2 separate regions of the Homo sapiens genome follow, and region 2 is linked to region 1. The links are chromatin loops, found by intact Hi-C in ENCODE. Cell type or tissue: MCF 10A. All regions are shown on one strand. Links, peaks and the distances in the headings refer to the core of each region. The heading gives the core; the rest is flanking DNA.

What was found. Hi-C counts contacts between places; a loop is a spot of excess contacts. Peaks named below come from ENCODE experiments on the same cell type or tissue, not always from the same donor. Only the 100,000 strongest peaks of a DNase experiment are listed, where the experiment ranks them.
Region 2: a loop joins it to region 1, with 3 times the contacts of the local background. A loop is called at or near these places in 2 of 110 quality-filtered maps.

The regions. Positions count from the first base shown.
Region 1 is chr3:180,588,683-180,600,967 of GRCh38, forward strand. All of the region lies in intron 1 of TTC14-DT (TTC14 divergent transcript), which reads right to left. Among named protein-coding and RNA genes, the nearest start is that of TTC14-DT, 7.3 kb to the right of the region's middle. In MCF 10A, for the core only: a CTCF peak has its summit at 6,472; a DNase peak (open chromatin) is centred at 6,449.
Region 2 is chr3:180,057,834-180,070,118 of GRCh38, forward strand. No RefSeq gene overlaps it. Among named protein-coding and RNA genes, the nearest start is that of PEX5L, 27 kb to the left of the region's middle. In MCF 10A, for the core only: no CTCF peak of the experiment used is centred there; a DNase peak (open chromatin) is centred at 5,148.

The DNA of each region.
Region 1 (12,285 bases), core at 4,124-9,123:
GAGATAGTCAAATAAACGTTAGGTGAATTTCTGAGTTACAATTCTCATATTGATGCTTGTCACTACGATTCCAATGAAAATGGATACAATAAATTCTGGATTATTGGCTAATAAAAAGTCTCAGGAAAAAAATAATAAAAACATAGCCAAACAACTTTCCTAACATAACGGTGTTTCTTTTGTTTGTTAGAAGTGAAATGTGGCCACAGAAATAGACATGAAATGGGTAACAGCAAAAATCTAGGCTGCCACAATTAGGAATGATCTTCGATAGCTCAGAAAAGGAAGTCACCTGGAGTCAATGACCCATGCAAAATCAGTCATCGCATGACCCCAAATTTTTTACTCAGTGCTCAACACATAAATTATTTTTCAGAAACCACCATGGAGGATAAGGAATATCTTTAAGTTCTAGAACTTGAAAGTGGAAAAATAAAAAAGCATTATAAGCTTAGAAATTTTGTTGATAAAGGCCTTTAAATGAACTTAAAGCAATTTTACACCAAAAGACTATGAAATCTCTACCATTCATATTATAACTCTGATGTAAGAAATGATGATGCAACTCAGATATTGGCTGTGTATTAAGTGTGAAACCCAGTAGATTAAACAAGGCAGTATTTCTATACATTCCTAGTTACTTCAGCTGTTCCTCAAATCATGTGATTTCCAGCTGCTTCACCATCATGGGGTTGTAATGCTTTAAATAGGCTTCATTGTCTTAAAATATGGCATTGAAGTAGGACATAATTGCAATGGTTAATTATATGTCAACTTGGCTGGGCCACGGTGCCCAGATATGTAGTCACACATTATTCTAAATGTTCTGTGAGGGTGTTTAGGGGGTGAGATTAACAATTAAATTGATGAACTTTGAGTAAAGCACATTGCCCTCCATCATCTGGGTAAGGCCTCATCCAGCTAGCTGAAGACCTGAATAGAACAAAAGATTGACCTCCACCAAGAAAGAGGGCCATCTACCAGCAGATAGCCTTCAGACTTAAACTGCAGCATTAGCTTTTCCTTGGTCTCCAGCTTGCCAACCTACTCTGTATGTTTTGATTTGTCAGCCTCCTAAATCACGAGCCAATTCCTTAAAATAAATTTCCTTCTAAATATACATATACCCATCGTATTGGTTCTGTTTCCCTGAAGAACCATAATACAAGAAGTATGCAGATATTTGTCCCATAAGCATGGACTACCACAGAGAGACTATTCCTAGTCACAGATACCAATTTTCCCCACTGGGTCACCACCACCAGGATGTGACTGCTGAAGGCCGTGCACACCACCTGGGTGGGGACCCCACACACCACCTCTGTCTTCTGTTTTGATATCACCAACGGCGTGTCTTCCATGGTGGGGCTCTTCAGTGGCAGCTTTAATTTAGGTTAAAAAGAAAGGGGGAAAAAAGGAGTCAAACAGTACAGCCTTGGGGCTCCCAAAAAAGTAGCACCAGGCATTGAAACAGAAACGCAAGGAGGCCCATTCAAAAGAGGCCAGGCGCAGTGGCTCATGCCTGTCATCCCAGCACTTCAGGAGGCTGATACAGGACAATCGCTTGAGGCCGGGAGTTTGAGACCAGCCTGGCCAACATAGCAAGACACCCCCCATCTCTACCAAAAAAAATACAAAAAAAATTAAAAATCAGCCAGGTGCACCTGTGGTCCCAGTTACTCAGGAGGCTGAGGGGGGAGGATCACTTCAGCCCGGGAGGTCGAGGCTGCAGTGAGCTGTGATTACACCACTGCACTCCAGCCCGGGTGGCAGAGCGAGACCCTGTCCCGAAAAAATAAAACAGGAGCAGGGCCGCCCGTACAGACCACACCTGGGGCTTTCTGGGTTAGGGGATCGACTTGCACGTTCACACTGCCAGGCTGGGCGGTGACTTCCTGCCCCTCGGCCTCACCGGTGCCCCGGCCCTGCAGCGGAGGGCCTAGGACCCCCACAGCACGCGGTGCCAAGGCTACGTGGGCTACGGAGGACGCAGTGGTCTGGGGAGGCCCGCGGGTACCCCCGCTTACCAAGCCAGCCGGCATCAGATTCTTATAGGAGTGAATACCCTACTGTGAACTGCACAGGCAAGGGATCTAGGTTGCATGCTCCTTATGAGAATCTAATGCCTGATAATCTGTCACTGTCTCCCATCATCCCCAGAGGGGACCATCTAGCTGCAGGAAAATAAGCTCAGGGCTCCTACTGATTCCACATTATGGTGAGTTGTATAATTATTTCACTGTATATTACAATGTAATAGTAATAGAAAAAAGAGCACAATAAATGTAATGCACTTGAATCATCCCAAAACCATCCCCACTGCCCCAGTCCATGGAAAAATTGTCTTCCATAAAATCGGTCCCTGGTGCCAAAAAGGTTAGGGATTGCTGACTTAAAGGTAACCTCTCCAGCCATCATTTGCTGTGTATGAGGGAGAGGGGGCTGGAAACAAAAAGGAAAATATATTACTTGGTTGAGTTCTCAGTATCTTCCTGTCTATTTTATATATTGGGCTTCCATCTTAAGAAAGTTAAAACAAAATTGAAAGCAGTTTTCAAACATATACACACATAGCAGCAGTCATATTCTCAATATATTTGCTATTATTCAGTTACATATTTACATATGCATACATGTATATTTTATATATTATATACGTGTGTATGTGTGTGTGTGTGTGTGTGTGTGTGTGTGTGTGTGTATAAAGAAAGAGAGATTAAAGGGAGAAAGAAAAGGATGACAGGTAAGCAGAGTTTTTTATGTCTTAGAAGAAATACACATGCAGAGGAAATGAATGCATAAGATTACATAGTTTGATGAAATTAGTCATTAAAAAATACCCAACAGGCTGTTTTTGTTCTTATTTTGGGCTCACAAACAAGCTTCTGACTGAAGTTGGCTTTCCACCGGAGAATATATTGATACTTCTACGAGTTTCTGATTCACATAACATTTACAGTTCATCCTTAATACATTGTCAACGTGATTTCTAAATCAGTGTTTAATTTGGTTAGTGTGTATCAGTATGTCGAGCTTACAGTTCACCCTTAATACATTGTCAGCGTGATTTCTAAATCAGTGTTTAATTTGGTTAGTGTGTATCAGTATGTCGAGCTTACAGTTCACCCTTAATACATTGTCAACGTGATTTCTAAATCAGTGTTTAATTTGGTTAGTGTGTATCAGTATGTCGAGCTTACAGTTCACCCTTAATACATTGTCAACGTGATTTCTAAATCAGTGTTTAATTTGGTTGGTGTGTATCAGTATGTCGAGCTTACACTTCACCCTTAATACACTGTCAACGTGATTTCTAAATCAGTGTTTAAGTTGGTTAGTGTGTATCAGTATGTCGAGCTTACAGTTCACCCTTAATACATTGTCAACGTGATTTCTAAATCAGTGTTTAATTTGGTTAGTGTGTATCAGTATGTCAAGCTTACAGTTCACCCTTAATACATTGTCAACTTGATTTCTAAATCAGTGTTTAATTTGGTTAGTGTGTATCAGTATGTCGAGCCTTACTTGAATTTCTGCACTTGAAAAACTAAGGATCAGTGTCCAGAACTCAATCTACCTGATGGAACTGCCACACTGAGACTTCCAAACAGTGATCAGCCAATCTCCCCCTGTGACTTCTGTGGCTGGTCCCTTTTCTAACTACAACTAAAGGAACTGTAAAGAATCTCATTCATTTAAAGAGACCAGCCACAGTAGGAAGCCACACTTACCAGTACTGCAATACAATAGGAAAATAACTTCATACAGATTTCATAGAAAAAGAAGCACACTGACTTAAAGAGAGACATGCAGTTTTAGCACCTGAACTGTTCATCATAGAACAATGAATGTTAAGGGTTAGATCTCAAAGTTCATCTCATCCAATCCCTTAGTTTTAAAGGTGGCAAGAGAGGCATGGAAGATTAGATTATTTACTCAAAATACAGCTGGGACTTCTGGGCTAAGCTCTTTCCACTATGATAACTCCCTATTTCATAATTGCGCACATTCTTTTTTTTTTTTTTTTTTTTTTTTTTTTTTGAGACAGAGTCTCGCTCTGGTTGCCCAGGCTGGAGTGCAACGGCGCGATCTCAACTCATCGCAATCTCTGCCTCCTGGGTTCAAGCGATTCTCCTGCCTCAGCCTCCCAAGTGGCTGGGATTACAGACATGCGCCACCACGCCTGGCTAATTTTATATTTTTAGTAGAGATGGGGTTTCTTCATGTTGGTCAGTCTGGTCTCAAACTCCTGACCTCAGGTGATCCGCCTGCTTCGGCCTCCCAAAGTGCTGGGATTACAGGCGTGAGCCACAGCGCCCGGCCCTACACTCTTAATCTTCTTGCAGCTATTGAAACTTCATATTCTTATTCTATGCAATGATAGGTAAATTTTAAAATGAAATTATGTTTGCTAAGAAATAAGAAGACATCCTACAAAACTTTCTCCCTTTTATTGTGAGCAATAGGTATTTAATCAATTCCTACCTAGATAACAGCCAAAGTGATACTTTTATAATGAAAGTCATAATGTGCCCTCCTCCTTAAAACCCTGAAGCTACTCCCAACCACTAACAGTAAAAGCCAAGTTCTTGCAATGGCCTACAAAGCCCCATACGTCCATCCTCCATGCTCACTCTGTTCCTGCCACACCGCCTTCCTTGCTATTTCTCAAATACATCAAATACCTTCCTGTCTCAGGACCCTTGCATTGGTTGTTCCCTCTGCCTGGAACTCTTTTCCCTCAAACAGGTTGAATGACTAACTCCTCATCTACTTCAAATCTTTGCTCAAATGTCACCCTCTTAATGAGATCTGCTGTAACTATTTAAAACTACCACACCCAGGCCAGGCGCGGCGGCTCACGCCTGTAATCCCAGCACTTTGGGAGGCCAAGGAGGGCGGATCATGAGATCAAGAGATTGAGACCATCCTGGCTAACACGGTGAAACCCGTCTCTACTAAAAATACAAAAAATTAGCTGGGCATGGTGGCGGGGTGCCTGTAGTCCTAGCTACTTGGGAGGCTGAGGCAGGAGAATGGCGCGAACCCAGGAGGCGGAGCTTGCAGTGAGCCGAGATTGACCCACTGCACTCCAGCCTGGAGAAAGACTCCGTCTCAAAAAAAAAAATTAAATAAATAAATAAATAAATAAATAAATAAATAATTAAAAAAACTACCACACCCACCCCCCTGTACTTCCAATGCCCCTTACCCTGACTTACTTCTTTCTGTATAGGATCTATCACCTTCTAATACATGCACTATATCATTTACTTATTTATTATATTTGTTACTCATCATATGTCTCCCTCCAGAATATAAACTCCATAGAGGCAGGGAGGTTGGTGTATTTTTTTCACTATTATATTCCTAACACCTAAAATACAGCCTAAGCCTCAAATATTTATTAAATGAATAAATTAATGCATTTGGCAACTTGACCATTATGTCTACAGATAATCAAAGGCTATGTCTAATGTGGTCCAGATCAAGGTTAAATCATTTCCCTGACATACTGGATCTTCCAATGAATTCCATTAAGAAGGGCAATATACTAAGCCACTAATATATTTCTACTCCCCAAAATTCTCCTTTAGTGCTGCTGTCAATAAAACAAAAAAGAATGTGTTTAAAAATTAGAAGATGACCAATTGCTTTCATTTTAAAGGAATGTCTAAATTGCATTTAAAAAATCGAAGCAATCCAGAATGTACTGACAAATACTATTTATTGAGCATTAAACTTTCAATTCTTTTGATGATAATCCTGACATGTTCTCCCATATAGCATTCTGAGAAATTGCTGCAAAACAAGAATCTGAGAATCTAAGAGGTGTGTGTGTGTGTATGTGTGTGTGTCTTTATGAGCAGTCATGACCAAGAACCTGATGACAAACACCTTAACCTATTCCATATCAGTATTACACACATCTTTTGACTTTTTTTCTAACAATCATGATAGATTTAATCTGAAATATCTTCATTCTATTTCCTCATCCTTTTTGTAAACAAAGACAAACATGAAAGAAATGCTAGCTGAGACTAGCACTGCAGATGGTCACTACAACTGATCAAAAGTTGCACATCTCCAGGAATACCACATACCCTGAAGATGGATTATAGTGTATCACTACTCTGGCCTCTTGTCCTGGAGTTGTGCAATATTCACCTCTGGGTCTGTTTAGAACCATGCTGAATTGAAACTGAAATCAGTAATCTTTCTTCTTAGAAAAAAATAACTCAAGATTACTAAGTTAATCAATTCTAATGAGATATGAACTGATTTAAATTAAAATAATATCCTCAAAACATTTATCAGTCACTAAAAGGTGGAGACAGTGTTAGACATAAAATTATCCCAAAATGACTGTATATAATAGGGTCACAGTTCCCCATCCCTAAATCCTTGTTTAGTTAGCAGGTTTTCTGGTGAAGGACATAAAACTGGATACCATGATGATCTTACAGCACCCTCAAGTGGATTAGACTGACAATGTTTTTTTTCTTGAAGAAAGGTGTTGGTCTGTGATATGAAAAAGAAATAGAAGCTGGGAGAATCTTTTCAAACAAAAACCATGGGAATGAATGAAGATGTGCCAACTCTTATCAGAAGGGCTTGCAGTTTGAATTATTCCTCTAACAACAGGGATAGACATTTGGCTGAGTTTGCCATATTTTCCATTTAGTATTCCTCACTCTTCCTTGAGTCACTTCAGGACAGCTTTGAATAGAGTGTTAAACACAGATGGCTACCTTATATGGTAGCAAATTTGTAATCTAAACCTTTTACACCATGTGCTTAGGAATGAAATCAAGGGGCCCCATTATGGGAAAAAAAAGAGTTCAAGGCGATCTTTAGATAATAACATAATAACGGACATTTGTATTAGTCAGAGTTCACCAGAGAAACAGATAACAGGAGATACACATACACATACATACATACATACATACACACACACACACACACACGATGAAGACTTAGCTCATACAGTTATAGAGGATTATGGAGGCTGAGAAGTCTTGGGATCAGCCATCTGCAAGCTGGAGACCCAGGAAGGCTGCTGGCATAATGTAGTCTGAGTCCAAAGGCCAAGGAGAGCCAATGATATAAATCCTACTCTGAGGGCAAAAGAAGATGAAATGAGATGTCCCAGCTCAAACAGTGGGGCCAAAAAGGGGCACATTTTCCCTACTTTTGCCTTTTATTCTATTCAGGCCCTGAATTGATATATATATATTTTTTGAGACAGGGTCTCACTCTGTCGCCCAGGCTGGGAAAGGCTCACTGCAGCCTCAACCTCCCAGGCTCAGACGATCCTCCCACCTCAGCCTCCTGGGTAGCTGGAACTACAGGCATGTGACACCACACCTGGCTAATTTTTGTATTTTTGGTGGAGACAGGGTTTTGCCATGTTGCCAGTGCTGGTCTCAAACTCCTGGGCTCAAGCAATCCGCCCTCCCGGCCCTCCCGAAGTGCTAGGATTACAGGCATGAGCCACAGATCCTGGCCCCTCAGTGGATTTGATGATGACCAACTACATTGCGGATGGCAATCTACTTTACTGAGCCCACCAATTCAAATGCTAATGTCATCTGGAAACACTCTCACAGACACACCCAAAAATAGTCTTTAACCAACTATCTGGACATCCCCTGATCCAGTGAAGATGACACATAAAATTAACTACAGGTTGAGCATCCCTACTCCAAAAATCCAAAATCCAAAATTCTCCAAAGTTGGAAACTTTTTGAGCACTCACATGAAGCCACAAATGGAAAATTTCACACCTGACCTCATGTGGTAGAACCCAGTCAAAATGTAGGAACGTGGCACCATGTTTACTCAGCGTCCCAAGGGTAAAATAAAATTACCTTCAAGTTGTGGGTATAAGGTGCATACAAAACATAAATGAATTTTTTGTTTAGACTTGAGTCCCCAAGGTATCTCATTATATATATGCAATTATTCTAAAATCTCAAATTCAAAACACTCTGGTCCCAACCAGTTCAGATAAGGGATACCTGACCTATGTCATAATTTTTTTTAATAAAATAAATTCCATACATATATTTTAAAGCTACATCCTTAAAGAGCATGGTTTCACTGACCCTCTAAATGGCATGGTAATGGTAGAAAGAGTACTAGATACACAGTTAGACGACATGTATTCTAAAGTTAGTTTTTGAAAAACAAAAGCATGTATTAACCTCTCCATATTTGTTTCTTCGTTTTTAAAATGGCAGAGTAGAAAAAGCAGAGGCTACTAGTTGGTGGCTTCTTAGTGTATTAGTCAAAACCTTTGGTTCCAAACTACAGATTTCCTCCATCTGGCTTAAGCAACAAAAAGGGACTATTTTCAGGAAAATAAAGACAGTAATTGGAGAAGAACGAAGTTGGAGAACTGGAACTACCTGACTTCAAGACTTACTATAAAGCTATAGTAATTAAGACAGTATGGTATTGGCAAAAGAATAGACAAGTAGATCAATGGAACAGAATAAAGAGCCCAGAAATAGACCAACATAATACATAAGTACCGTCAACTGATCTTTAACAAAAGTAAAAAGGCACTACAATGGAGAAAAAAGATACTCTTTTCAGCCAGTAGTGCTGGAACAACTGGACATCCATATGCAAAAAAATGAATCTATACACAGGTCTTACATCCTTCACAAAATTAACTCAAAATGGATTATAGATCTACATGTAAAATGCAAAACTATAAAACTCTTAGAAAATAACATAGAAGAAAATCTAGATGACTTTGGGTTTGGTGATGACTTTTTAGATACAATACCAAAGTCATAATCCATAAAAGAAAAAAAAAACTGATAAGCTGGATTTCATTAAAATTAAAAATTTCTACTCTGCAAAAGATACCACTGGGAGAATATAATCCACAGGCCAAGACAAAATATTTGCAAATATATTAAAATATTTTAATAAATATATAAATTAAAAAATGGGCCAAAGACCTTAACAGACACCACACCAAAGAAGATATACAGATGGCAAATAAGCATATAAAAAGATGCTCCACATCATATATCATCAAGAGAATGCAAATGGAAATAACAATGAGATACCACTGCACATCTATTAGAATGGCCAAATTTCAGCACCCTGACATCAAACACCAGTGATGATGTGGAGCAACAGGAACTCTCATTAATTGCTGATGGGAATGTAAAATGGTACAGCCACTTTGAAAGACAGTTTGGTGCTTTTTCACAAAACTAAACATACTCTTACCACACAACCCAGCATTTGCACTCCTATGCAAAAGAGTTGAAAACTTATGTCCACCAACAATATGCACATGTATGTTTATAGCAGCTTTGTTCATAATTGCCAAAACTTGGAAGAAACCAGTATATCCTTCAATAGGATAATGGATAAATTGTTTTATAAATCCAGCAAATTGAATACTATTCAGCACTAAAGATAAACAAGCTATCAAGCCATGAAAAGACATGGAGGAAACCAAAATGCATATTACTAAGAAGCCAGTCTGAAAATGCTATATACTATATGATCTCAGATACATAACATTCTGGAAAAGGCAAAAATACGGACACAGTAAAAAAATCAGTGGTTGTCAGGGGTTCCAAGGAGAAAAAGAATAGACAGAGCACAGAGGATTTTTAGGGTGGTGAAACTACTTTGTAATACACTATAATGGTGAATATGTCATTACACATTTGTCCAAGCCCACAGAATATATGACACCAAGAATGAAACCTAAGATAAACTATGGACGTTGGATGATAGAGAGGTGTCAGTGTAGGTTCATCAATTTAACAAATGTACCACTCAGGTGGGGGATATTGATAATGAGGGAGGCTATGCATATGTGGGGGCAGGGGATACATGGGAAACTTTTTACTTTCTCCTCACTTTTGCTTTTAACCCAGAATTGCTCTAAAAAATAAAGTCCATTTTTTCTAAAAAGAAGAGAGCCTTTAAAAGATACTGAAAAATTAAAGTTAGAAGTATCATAATAGATTTCTAGGACCTTATTTGGTACCCACCATCCCTGACACACACACTCCAACCTTAACCCCAGCTAAAGGTGAGGCCTTGTTGAAACTGTTGGCATCAGGATCAAGAACCAGAAACAATCTATCTATAAATATTTCTCATAAAGTCATGGATTATTTGTAGATTCTTAACAATTGGTTATAAACGTTTCCGAGATGTAAAAAAAAGACTTTATCTTTTGCAGATTATGTCACTAGCTGCAGAAGTTATTTGTGGAAACTTGGGAGATCCAAGAAAAGCTACAATGAGATATGCTGCTTCTCCCACTTCTTTATGTGGCTACCTTGTTTCACCTAAGTTTCTGTGTTCTTTGCTAAAGAAATCAGGAATTTACTCTGTGTGTGTGGGTGTATGTATGTGTGTTGTACCCACAGAGAGGCACCAGGGGTTTCTTCCCACCAATCTATAGCCTACCTGAAATGACACGCTTACATAACCAAATGTCTATAATTAAAATATCCCTACCTACCTCCATTTCACACTTGCTGTCTCCAGAATGTATCTTGCTTTTTCACACCTCTACTTCTTTAATCATATTGCCCTCTGTGCCTGGACTGCACATAGTTGCCTCCCCCTCTCTCCTCTTACCCCCAGCAACTCCCACTACCTCACTTCACAGAGAAGAGGAATCTATGCAGACACCCTAGTAGGTGTCCACAATAGCACTTACCACTGTGCCATATTTGTTTCTTCTTATGTCTAATCCTGTGTTGCACTGTGAGCCACTCAAGAACCAGAGTTATTTTCTTCACCTTTATATCTCTAGGGTCTAGAGTGTTTATTAAATAATGTACATATGTGTTTATTTAGAAATTGAATTTAACATTTACAATAAAAATAGGCACAGGAACCAGACATCAAAGATCTGACTGCTTTAGATGTCCTGCCTTCTTCCCCCAACCCCATCCCACACTTTCCCCTGTCCCTCTCCTCAACATATTCATTTAGTTATTTATGTTGCTTAATCTGGAAAAGTTTCTCGAAAAAGATTTTTTTAAGGTAAGGCAAGAAGTAAAAAAGAAAAACAGTATTTTCTTCGTCGCCCACTTGAGAGGCCCCACATGTGGGACTAGTTTTTCTAAAATGAGAAGCAAACCTAGTCCCATTTCCTTTCCTCACTCCCTCCAATCCCATGTCAAAGATCCAGTGCCCTGTCCCCTTCAAAGTCAAAGGGGTGTCTGTCTCAAAAGAAAATGAACTCAAATACACCTGTAATTGTAAAAGGCTTTATCCTCTGCAATGGGAGTAGTATTCCGGAAGTAAAGAATAAGACTGCCTTCGGCACCCAACTAATGTGGCTACTTTCACATAAGGAACTAACCAAAGACAGAAAATCCCACGCTGAGTTTTGAGTACATTTGCTTAAAGTGCATTTCTTCTGTCACTACTATACGAAAAATATCACTCTTGATAAATGCTGTTTACCCCCTAAAAGGAGCTGCTTTCTATGTTCACGGCCATTTCAGATGTTCAAGGTATGAGGTGGGGGAGGGTTATCCTAGTGTTGGAATTAGGAAGAAGTATAGACAGATCCCATAGTGATAAAACCATGTGCTACTGAAGAATGGCCTCAGAAGGTGACATTCCCAGGCTAAGTAACACTATTTGGTGTCTGGTTCTCAGACACCGGTTTCTTAGTCCCTCCAAAAAATGAGGTCCTTGATCACAGATTGACTCTAACACAAATCACATACTTATCAAGATGTCTATAATAATTTTTAGTGGTCAGCTTTCCTTTTCAGTGACAGCACTCTTTCCTAAAAACAACCATTCTCTAGAGTTATGGCTTAAAACAAGTCAGTCTGTACCATTTATTAAAGTTGATATGCCTATAGAAGCTTGAAATTTATTTATTTATTTATTTATTGAGACGGAGTCTCCCTCCGGCGCCCAAGCTGGACTGCCGTGGCGCGATCTCAGTTCATTACAACCCCCGCCTCCGGAGTTCAAGAGATTCTCGTGCCTCAGCCTCCCGAGTAGCTGGGACTACAGGCATGAGCCACCACGCTCGGCTAATTTTTGTATTTTTAGTAGAGACGGGGTTAGGCCATGGTGGCCAAGCTGGTCTCTGAACTCCTGACCTCAAGTGATCCACCCTCGGCCTCCCAAAGTACTGGGATTACAGGTGTGAGCCACCGTGCCTAACCCAAATTTATCTTTTACAGTTGCATTCTTGTTTGTTGCATTTTCTCAAGTCTCAAACTGTTTACCTATTTGCCTGGGTTTTCCACAAAACAGTGT
Region 2 (12,285 bases), core at 3,209-8,208, 530 kb before region 1:
CAAAAAAGTTCCCGTGACTCCCACTCCTTTGCTCTTTTTATTCCTACAGAATCAGTTCTACTTTTTCAAATGCATTGTCCTATGATAGTAAAAGGAGCAATAAAATATCTGAATAGTATTAATATTTATTATTTTAACCTATGATACCTTCTGATAAGAATCTAAGAAGTCAGTATGGCACTGTTAGATATAATCTATGTTTTAGCCAAACTGAACTTCTTGGAGTCCTCCCCAGCGTCACTGACTGCTCTTCATACTTCCCCTGTTCTTCAGCTGGCTGCCTACTAGTTCTCACTTCTTATTATAAATTGCTAAATTAAACCTCACTTTATTCATAAATTTATGAAAAAGAGTATAGAGTCAGGACACATTTGCATAATGTGTGCCTTTGCCTAGAATTAATGGAAGTGAATAACAAAAATATCAAAAACATAAACAGAGGCCAAACTTCAGCTTTAGGAATACCCTAGGTGCATGGCTATAGTCATATTACAAATCTGTCAGATAAGACAGCTGAGGATGCTAAGCTTTGAATTGGTAAGTGAGTATGGAAGTTCCAGTGGTGAAAGAGAGCTGTGAGAGAACAAAAGGAAATGGCTCACTTGAGACTCATCCTTCTCCCACAGAACACAAGAGATACAAATCTAATAGAAAAACTATATTATGCTACCATTTTAACTGCCTAGATGGGGTTTTAATGGGAATCTGATGCATGATTGGAGACAAGATTAAGCTTAAAAAGATAACTGTGAATAATACTCAGTGGAGGAGGGAAATAGATTTGTAGCTACTTAGTGAAATCTGTAAAAGGCTGATTAGGGAGTCCAAAGCTGGGGAACAGAAAATATGGTATAAGGTGTCCTTTCTTTAGAGATTATGGAAAGCTCTCAGAGCAAGGTGCTCAACAAATTTACATAGAAGTAGGTAGATAAAAATTTCCCCAGAGATACTCTTCACACAACTTCCAGCAAGTGAATGATTAATTAAGAACTATGGGCTTCAACACTAGGTTTCTAGCTCATAGCATAAGGAAAAATACAAGCCATACCAAGGTAAACAAGGAATACAACCTTAGTGAAGTTCAATGAAAAATAAAGCATTCTATAGCTATCTTGACATTGGAAGTAGACATCTATCATGGGGAACAAATGAGTATGACCCAAGTCTTTTCAGCTTTACTAGAAGTTAGAAGATAATGGAATAACACTAGAAGGTTTTGAAGAAAACAGGCGTTAGTCTTCAAGGAAGGAGTTTAAAGCTTCTCTTCATTACTTCTTCCACTCCAGGAAAGAGGAGAGTTGATCTTGTTTAGTCAGATACCACAGCAACAAGTAGGCTTGCTAGTGAGGCATGTCATGTATAATAAAAGTTAAAAGATTATTGCTAATGGATATGTCTCTTTTTTCTTGTTTCCTGTCTGTAATGTTGAGGTGGTAAATACAAAGAACTTTGTTTCAGCATTATGGAAGTAAAATAATCCAGATCAGCATTCAGAATTAAGGAAAAATTATTATCTATGTTTGTTTGTTTATACTGCACTTGGTGCTGGAATGTGTATATTTTATCAACCTGGGAAAAAGATAGAGCCTATCTTAGCCTTAGTTTTCAAAAGCTGTGTAAGCCTAATTTACTTATAGCCTAGGAATGGTTCAGATGGGCCATTCCAGGCCAACAGAGTTCTCTGCACTGGGCTCTGGGAACAGTGTTAACAGTAGTTAACTCAGAATGACTCATAAAGGATTAGAGTTGGAAAGTAATCCACAGCCTCTGTTCAAGATGTGGTTATGATTTCATGTTTGAGTCCTCACTTGCCATTCTAAATATATAGCAATGATAAACTCTAAAATGAAAAAATTGAAAAGACATGGCTGAACTAAAAATTTATCTATGCATCTGAAATTGTAAGAGAAAACTAAAAATAGTAAATTATAAGCCTGCTAAATTTTGGGACCAGAATTAGGCAAAGCTGGGATGGAGTAACAGGGACTAATGGTGGCCCATGTAAAGCAGGAAACTGGGGCCAGGCTTACTGCTTAAAAACAGAGGCTGTGTTGGAGCTTCATAATTTATGAAAGGAGGTTGTAAAAAGCCGAAGCCAATGATTTCCTGGGTTACAGATTGCACAGAGCTGAGTATTTTGAGAGACAGAATTACCAGAAGCAGGCACAGATTCAAATCTAGGAAATGGGCCAATCCACCCACTTACTTATTGAATAAATACCGGTACTTGAAAGGAGACCCTAGAGCAAGTGGAGCTTGCTGATAATCGTGGTGCTCTTTGACTTGTAGACGCACCACCCTGATCTCTGCCTTGATCTTCATACGGCATTGTCTCCTATCTCTTTATGTTGTTGTTCTCCTATGCATGTCTGCCTTTTTGTCCAATTTTCTCCTTTTAATAAGGACATCAGTCATATTGGGTTAGGATCTATCCCAATGACCTCATTTTAACTTGGTCACTCCCGTAAAGACCCTGTTTCCAAACAAAGTCACATTCCGAGGTACTAGGAGGTTCAGACTTTAACGTATCTTTTTGAGGCAGACACAATTCCAACCATAACACTCACCAGTCATTTAATAGGAAAAGTAGAGTGAGACCTCAGGAAATCAAAGAGCAAGATAACCAGAAAGAAGAGCAAAAATTCTCATCAGCAGCCAGAGTTCTCAGAAGACAAAGGAATGTCTTCAAATAGTTGAGGGAAAATAACAGTTAGGCTAGAATTCTATATCCTATTAAAATATCCTTCGAGACTAAATGCCAAATAAATCATTGTTTTCAACACATAAAGACCAAGAAAGTTTACCACTCATAGATTCTTACATAAAAACCTGCTAAAATGGAATAGAGAAAGGGAAAAAGTAGGATTCAAGGACCTACAGTGAGTTCAGAAATTGGTGAAACATATTGGCATATGCAATTAGCAACTACATGTAAAAAAAAAAAAATTTTATATGAGTGCTACTCTTAAAGCGGAGCAAAAGAACCTAGTTAACAAAACCAGGAAACATTGGGAGAAGAAGGGTAAAATAAGAGCTTACCTTATTTAAGAGAACAGAAAAACTGTGTTTGTTGGAGGAACTTATAGCTAGATACGTATGACAAATGGGTATCAGACAAATACAAGCAACAAGAAAGTAGGAAGTAATGATATTCATATCAAACAAAGTTGATTTCTAGGCAATAAAAGTGGCAAAATATTAATGTTACAAACATTACAGATTCATGAATCAGGAGAAAAAAGTGAGACCTACAATGAGAAAAAGAATTAATATCCCCATTGAAGAATGGACAATGGTCGTACAAAGGTGATGAACAGAAAAAAATACAAATTTCCAGGAAACATGAAAAATATATCTAACTGCATTAATAATTCCATCAGTGCAGAATGCATGATAAAATATACTTTCACTTTTGAATGAGTATAGGTTAAAAATATTGACAAAATTCATTATTAATGAAGGGGTAGGGAAATAATAACTCATGATTTATTGATGGGAGTTACATGGGTAGTTCTTTCTTTAAGTAATTTAGTCTATATATCAAATTGTAAAGTGAGCAAACTATTTGACCCAGGATATTATCCTACTTTTAGAAATTTAAGGAGATGATTACAAAGGTGTTCTTCACATTATTTATAACACCACCTTGAGAATTCAGATAGGATAAAGTAATCATTTTAAGATGACAAGGCAAAGCAGCATAAAACAGGGAATTTTTTCAGGCATCTTCATTTTTCTCTTTAACTTTTATCTTAATAACTTTAAACCACTTTTGCATGAATTATAAATGCTCCTTGCTATAAATTACAGAAACAGAAGCTTTCCCTTTTAAATTGAGAACGTGATTGTATTGTCGTAAACTAGGAATTCCCTGAGTAGACAATAGCCAACAAGACATACTTATTTTCAGAAAAAAGGATTTAAAATCCGTTGCTCCCAAGCCAAAGTCATCTTTCTTGGCAGACATCCTCCATCACATTAACTCATTAAGATACTCGCAGCTAGTTTATGTGGAAGGATTTCATTAGCAGTTCAATTATAGGACTATGGTTTTAACACTTTATCTGAAAAATGACTAGGGTGAAGTCATATAGCCCTGTCCTGTGGTGAAGTCACAGACATATACAGGTACTAGAGAGGTAAGGTAATTGAGTAGAGCAGCCTGGGTGGAAAATGTCGTCAGTTGGGGTAGCATAGAACCTATCTCAAGAACTCTGAATAAGCACCGCCATGCTGGAACATAGACTCAGGGTTTCTAAACCTTTATATTGCTCTAGGACTGGTGTGTGTGTGTGTGTGTCTGTGTGTGTGTGTGTGTGTGTGTGTGTGTGTGTGTGTGTATTAAAGCCCCCCATTTTTAAATATTGACTTAATGTTTAAGAAGATGTTTTTTAGGTCAAAGGAAACATGTCTATAAGTCATATCTGGTTCACTGACTATTTGTTATCTTTTGTCTTTAGTGGAGGAAGTTACTTTGGTGACCCTTCCTTTCTTCTTCAGCCTGGTAGCTATGCCGGAACCTTTACTGAGGAAAATTTTAGCCTACTATCCTCACTCCTTTCCCTGCACAATTTATCCCACCTTCTGCTTCAACATATAAAATGGTTAAAATTTGTACTTTCTTGGGCCATTTTTGGCTTTGTTCTAGTTTAGTCAGTATTTTTTATTTTCCTAAGAGGAAATCGACTCTATATTTTGCTTTGCTCATTAGTAAAGTGGTAACGATCAGCCCTTACCTGGGAATTAGACTTCCTGGACTCCAGATCTTGCTGAAGACTAAAACCTCAACTTCTCTCAATTTTTTCCCCAATTGTTTAGACCTCATTGGAAGAAAGAAGATACTCATTATTTACTTACTTCCTTTTTTAAAAAATTTATTTTTATTTTTATTTTTTTTACTGTGATCTTCTGTAAGAAAGTCTTCAGCTTTAACACCTTAGATTTTTTTTCCTTCCTTTGAAAGTTGGTTACAAATTTGACCTGCATAGTCTTGTGGTTCACAACACCCTTAAATGCCACTGGGTCTAAAATATTGTTTGAGGCACTGATAACGTTAATTGCCAGATGTTTAAGGCTCTCAATGAAATGTCCTTTCTCTTCTACATCTGTACCAGACAATCTTGCAACATCACAATGGTGTGCTTTGGCCAACATCCAAGTGCCTCTTTCTTGAATGGGGAATCAGAATTCCTTGGAATAATCTCCATTTTTTGCAGTTAGGAAATTTGGTGGACAGTCTCTCTAATTGTTTCACTCAACCAATAAGTCCAGACTTTGGGGGGATTCTGTGCTGTGGGCAGTGAAAGCTACTAGATTGGAACATTAAATTAAGAGTGTATCACCAGGTCTCTGGTCCATTTTAATGAAAGCAGCTTTTTCAGAAACGTTGTATCAGCTGAGATTAGCTTACCACCTTTCAGGGCCCCTCTTTCCTGGTTATTTTCCACAGAAGTAGTATTGTGGTATATGTGCCCAGGTCACCATATAAGATTGTATAAATTTTACTGACTAGTCCAGAATGGTAATTTCCCTCACAGGATCTGGTTCCACCAGTGAGGTATGTTCCATCACTATCTTCTTTAGGAACAGTGTCGTTCGAGATAAGTAATCTTCATTTCCCATCTTTACCTTTTCAGTAGTTGAAGGCCATTTTTGACAAAAATGTTCTCCCTCAGCCCATTCTTGCCACATGTAATTTGCTGTCTACACTGAAGCCAACATGACCTTTCTATGATGCAAATCTGATCATCTCATGACACTACTTAAATCTTTTCAGTTGTCTCCTGGTAAAGTTCCCAAATGCCTTGCCATGTATTATAAAGCCCTTTAAAATGATACCTACCGACCTTTAAATCTCATTTCTCACCACTCTTCTTTGGTAATCTGATCATTCTGAATTATATTCAGTTTTTGAAATAATGCCTTTCTCTGTTTCCTTAATCTTTAAGTCTTTGAACATCATTGTCTCTCTGAAATTCTCTTTCATTTGCTCTTCACCTGGCTAATTTATGAGAACACTTCAGCTCTCATTGTGATATCACTTGCTTAGAACGTCTTTTCTGATCTCCAATCCTGACTTAGATGCTCCCTCTGGTGTACTTAACCCATACTACTTATAACACATTGTAATTGTCTATTTACTTTCCTATATGCCAAACCCCAGTATACTATACCATACATTCCAGAAGGCTGAGATCATCTTTGTTTTATTTCCCTAGCATTCAACACAATGCTAGGCAAATAAAATGCCTAATATTCACTAAATGCCAACCACTCACTCACTGAATGAATGAATGAACTGGAGTAGATCTTTGCTAGAGATATATACTGTGAGCAAAGTCTATATAGAAATTAGACTATGCCAAAATGAGGCTTTTGTGGGCATATATATATATATATATACACACATACATATACACACATAATCTTTTAAATCCATATATAATAGCATTAAGCAATATGGAAATTTTTTTAGCATTCAGGATTGTTAAATATATATTGAACTCATGACAAATAAATATTAATGGCAAAGTTCCTATCATTAAACAGATGTGTGAACCTCTAGGCAGAATGTTGTGTTAGATGAAGTTTCTGCTTGGGAACTAAATTTGACAGACAACATGCAAACACAGTACAAGCCTTAATTATGCTCAACAGAAGGAGGAGCTATGAGGTTCTCCAGATTGCATGTAAGCTTTTTCTCAATAGGATGTTAAATTTATTAGTATGGAGAAGACTGTTTAGAAATCTGTTGCACTTGAAATTATGGGGGTTACCAGCTTAGGCTTAGGAGTCAAACAAAGGTTAAGTCTAATACTGGCTCTTCTATTTACCGCTTGGTCAAGAACCTTAATGATGCTGAAACTCAGTTTTTGAGCATAAATGGGATAATAATAATACTCCTTCCCTAGACTTACTGTGAAGATTAAATGACATTAACTATATTCTTGGCATAGTATTAGGTACAGAACAAATCTTCAGTAAGTGTTAGATACTGTAATTCTTTAGTCCACCCTCACCATCATATAGGTGAAACCGAGGCACCAAAGATGCATAAATGAAATCACATATGGTCTCACAGCTAGTTAGTGACAGACAGAGGATTATAGGCAAAATCTTCTATTCTTCATATGTTTCTCTTATACCTGGTGCTCTTCACCTGCTTGTTGGATGAATATAGTGTATGAATGCAAATGAGCAGGTGTCATAACTCAGAAGGAAAAGATTATAATCACATGGTGACAATGCTTTTATGAAATATAAGTATTGTTAACTTCTTGTAACTCTTCCTATATTCTCTGTTAATTATTAGTAGTAATAAGGAAAAAAAAGAACATAACTATAAAAGCAAAAGAAAAAAGCCATCATTTGAAGAAGATGATGATGAAGTTAGAAAGGATGTTAGCTGTGTAGACTTGCTCTTTTGTGTTATAAGTGCAGTACTAAGATGGTAAGTATGTATTTGATATCAGAGATGACTTCACTATAGGCAAAATGTGTGGCAAAATGGAGAGGGAGCAATTTGAGGATCAAAAGGAGCATTCTTTGTCCATTAGGTTTTTAAAAATAAGTTAATAGAGGTGCATGAGAGCTTAAATATTTATTCTTTTGATTTTTAAGGCTTTTCTCTTTAAAGAATAATTTTTGAAAATGCAACTATCCTAATATGTTAATAGGAGTTTTTCTAGGGAATGAGACACATGATAGGTAATGAGCACATAGGAAGTTGCCAGGAGGCTGATTAATAAAGCATACTTTAAAAATAATAGTTCCCAGTTTGGGCAAGATATATTTCTTTATTCATTTCAAAAATGTTTAACAAGACATTCATGTCCAGCTATTACTACAATATTGGTTTTGGACTTTCCCTTCTGACATAAAAAACTATAGAAGTGTACAAATTAGACAAGGTAACTCTTTATTGGCACTGGTTAACACGCAATGCACTGAGAAGTCAAAAATTTTAAAGACACACTGAAGTACTATACAATACTGCAAACCATTATAAAATAATAACTCAGAGAAGAATGTAAAGGATAAAGGGAATTGAAATCTGATCATTTGATTATTTAATCTCAGTTTTTGTTGTTCCTTACATTTCTTTTTGAGTCTTTTCCTTGATTGTATTATGTCCATTATTCAGAGACAAGTTATTACTAAAATTCTTTTTTTCAGCTAAAATTCTCTCTGTCTCCATTTTGTTTTTGTTAAGTTTAAATGGGTATCTATTGTTTAGATGTACAGTATGGTGTCAAGTACACCCTCCACCTTGTATGGTGGACAAGTGTTCCCTCCACCTGGTGAGATCATTAGCCATAATATCTTATTTCTTTTGAGAGGTGTTTGATCTAGGTTGGCCAAATATGAGAGTATATGCTAAGCCTTTACCACACAGGCTGTGTGTGATCTAAGTACAGACAAATATTTCTGCAAAAACTGATGCAGATGTTGGAGGGAGAGAACCTATTTCCTTCTGAGATCGCATGTAGGGAAGACATGATCTGGAGCAGCTGGGTGGGGGCAGCCATCTTTGCCTCCACTTGGGTGAGCCTGTGGTGAGTGAAATCAACACAGAGGAAAGTAATGCTGAGAGAACAAGAGAGATGTTTGATGACCTCTTGGATCCAGCCTGCTTGTAGACATTTGAGTTATGTGAGCAATTAAATAGTGTTTCCTCCTTTTTGTTGTTGTTGCATAAGCTAGTTTGAGAGGCTTCTGCTAGTTGGAGAAGCATCTGCCATTTGCAACCAAAGGAGACCTGATTAATACTGCTAGCCTAGGACTGCTGTTTTAAGAAACTTTCCACAGAGAGTTCTAGAAGGAGCCTGCAGGAGGTATTCAATGACCTTACAAAATAGTAGGAGTTTGATTGACTTTTTGGAAGAATGAAAACTGAACATGCTCATTCTTATTCTCAAATCTATTGGGGAAAAGCAGATGGATCTAGCAATCTCCAGTAATTGCTTACTTGGCTAAATCATTAAAGACTACAGGGATTTGCCATTTTATGAAATTAAAAGACGAAACAATAGGGGCTATTACCCAACTTCTGAAAAAGAAGAATGTATGCAGGTTCTTGGGGCCCAGCAGGAAAGAAGGTTATAATCAGTCCATTAGTCTTACAGTAGTTAAAAGTTGCATGCTTTGTGCCTTGCTATGGTTAGCGTCAGCTATTTTCTAGCTTCCACACAAGGAGACTTTCCATGTTTTCTGGGAAAAGAGTTTAGGATCCAAAATGTTCATCTTTCAATTTAGGTTTCTTCAGGGAAGAAAAATAGCTAGTCTGTAATATTGACCGCAAAGAAATATTGGATATGAAATCTCTGATTGAGACATCTGAAAGATTACAAGTCACACTGGCAGGGCAGAGGTTAAAGGCAGACATCCTACAGGGAACCCTTGAGTTAGACCATCCTATTTTTTCGTTTTAACAAGATAGCACTCAGATTGAGGCAGGCCAAGCAATAACTCAGTGGCATCCTGAGTCTGAAAGGGAAATGCCAGGAGGCTAAGAATCCTGGAGGGCCTTACAGGAGGGCAATGCAGTAGGGTCTCTTAAACCAATACTTGCTGTATGTCCTTCAAAGACGCCCACCTCCCCCAGCATATGAATCAGAAAATTTGGAAAATAAAGAGAATACTCATGAGTGAGTAAAACCTTTCTTTGCAATGTTTTGTCATATTTCCTTCTAGTATTTTTACCTTTAAATATGTTCTTTAAGTAGTTATTACTATATACAAAAAGTTTAGCATTGTACTTTTTAAAACATTATAAGCAATTCACCATGTGTTTACATAACTTTTGTAACAAACGTTTTAAATTATTATATGCTATTTTTATCTACAAAAATAATTCTTATGTTTTAGATAAAAATCTCTTTGAGAAATATAATGAAACTTCTACACCAGTGATTCTTATCCCTCAGCGTGCTTCAGAATAACATGGGAGCTTTAAAAAGATCACTGTCCAGGCCTCATCCTCAGAAATTCACATTTAGTTAGTCAGGAATGGGGCCCAGGCACCAGCGGAAAAAAAAAAAAGATGATTCTAATGTGTCCAGGATTAAGAACAACTGATACAGCCCGCACCCCCCAAATATATATGCCTGTAAAATCTATGTACAGCAGTGGGGTTCATAAATTCTTTGGTTTTAAGAACCCTGAGTTATCATCTAGTTTTATGTAATCTGGTGTATGTAATTATTACATAATTTTTAGACAGACTTCTTCCAAGGTTTCCCCATTATAAATAGTGCAGTGCAGCTCTGGATGTGTGGATGTACATAACATTTTTCAGAAGTAAGGTTTCCCTGGGTCAAAGTGTGTGACGTTCTGTGACTCCTTCTACATATTACCAAATGCCTCACATTGGGTCCTATTACCATATTTTCTTTTGTCTCATATATGTACATATCAGTACTCAGCCAAAGACTCAAGGGTGTCCCTCTGCAGATCTTTGGAGCTCTCTCTCTTCTGTCCAGCCTCTCTTCTCTACAGTACTCTTCCTCATAATTTCTAGTAACTGTGACCTCTCTGAACTTCAACTTCTGTCTCCTCACCTAATCAAGATTAAAGGGCTCTGTTTGGATTTCCTCTTGTTCTGCAACTTACAGCACGGAAACTGCCTCTAGGTAGTAATCTGGTACAATAGTGTTTGTTTTCCTTCTCCCTGTATCACAGTCCTGTGCTATTTCTTTCCCATTATCTGAAAACCAGTTTCGTGTATTTTTTATGGTTTTCTAGTTGTTTAAAGCAGATAGAGTAAACCTGGTGGCCCTCTTACTCCATCTTGGCTGGAAGCAGAAGTAAGTCCATTTATATTTAACATAATTACTAATATGCGGGGATTTATTTCTACGAACTTATTCTGTGCTTTCTACTCTTTCTCTTTGTTCTGTTTTTCCTCCTTTCTTGATAGTGTTTTTCAGACCTTTCTTCAGGAAGTGCTCAAGACTACTTTTGGCAGTGTGTATAAGAGATGTGTATACATGTAGGTAGGTAGTCTTATAAAATATAATGTTTGCAAAAAGAGTGCATCGCAAATAAAAATTGAAAACCAACTAACCAAGACACTTTGTGATAAGTTATACAGCTAATTCGACAGCCTACTATGTTTATCCATTTAATATTTGATGAACATATGGATATCAAGGACAATGCCAATATGTGTTAGTTATTTCAGGGATCACATTTCTGTAACAGATTTCAAGCACTTATTTCTAACAAATGAAAATTTCAGGCATGTTCTTTAGTCTATTATCATATTGGTTTTCTGTGATTATATTCACCTTTGTATTGGAGTTATTTGTATAGATCTGCATCTGTCTCCTTTATGAGACTCAATGAACGAGAGGGCAGAGATCTAGGTACCAGCTTGTGGTAGATGCTGGAGAAGTATTTAACTAATCGACTTGCACGGAACTGTGGAAATAAAATTGTAAAAACATTGTTGAAAAAGGAAAGCTTATGGTTCCTCCCTGAATTTTTCAGGTCAAAGTTGGCTCTGCCTTTGTTTCATCACTGTAGTTCTGTTAAATATAGCGCTTTATAGATATTAATATGGTTGCAACTATATTATCTCTGTTAAATATAGTTCCATATTATATATAGATGTGTTGTTATGTATATGAATGTTAGCTTCCCCTTTTATAGATTTGACCTGTGCTTATACAGTATGGCTCAAGCACCTAGAACAGAATCAATTGCAGCGCCTGTTAAAGATGCAGATTTTTTTGATCTGTACACATGGACTATGCAATTAGACTCTCTAAGGAGGGTTACGTGAAATGTACATTTTAAAGCAGTGATTTAGGCATACGATTCTGATTTATTAAGGAAAATAAACCATGTTTTTTGTTTTGTTTTGTTTTGTTTTGTTGCTGGGGAAGGGATTCTCACTAATTCAGAACTGTGCCCTGGTCCTCCCATCCCAAGATGGGTAGAAGGCTGTCCTAGAATACTCATGGCTTATCTATTTAGGAGTAAGATTATTTCAGAACATACCCCTTATTTACTGCCTTCTTTAGAGATTACTAGTAAATTAATCCTAATTAAGAATATGAAACATTAATGAGGAGCAGTTGTGGGTTCAGCAGCTAAGTGCTGCTCTTACTAATGAGAATAAACTCTTAGCTGTTTTAAAGCAGGACTCTTTAGCATAAAATACTTGGGTCAGAAGTCTTTACCACCACCATAGCTCAGCTAAGCCCTCAGAGATGACCTCTAATGCAGCCAGGAATGAAAGAACATCTTTTCTCTGGCTTATTTCTGTGGGCCAACCTGGAC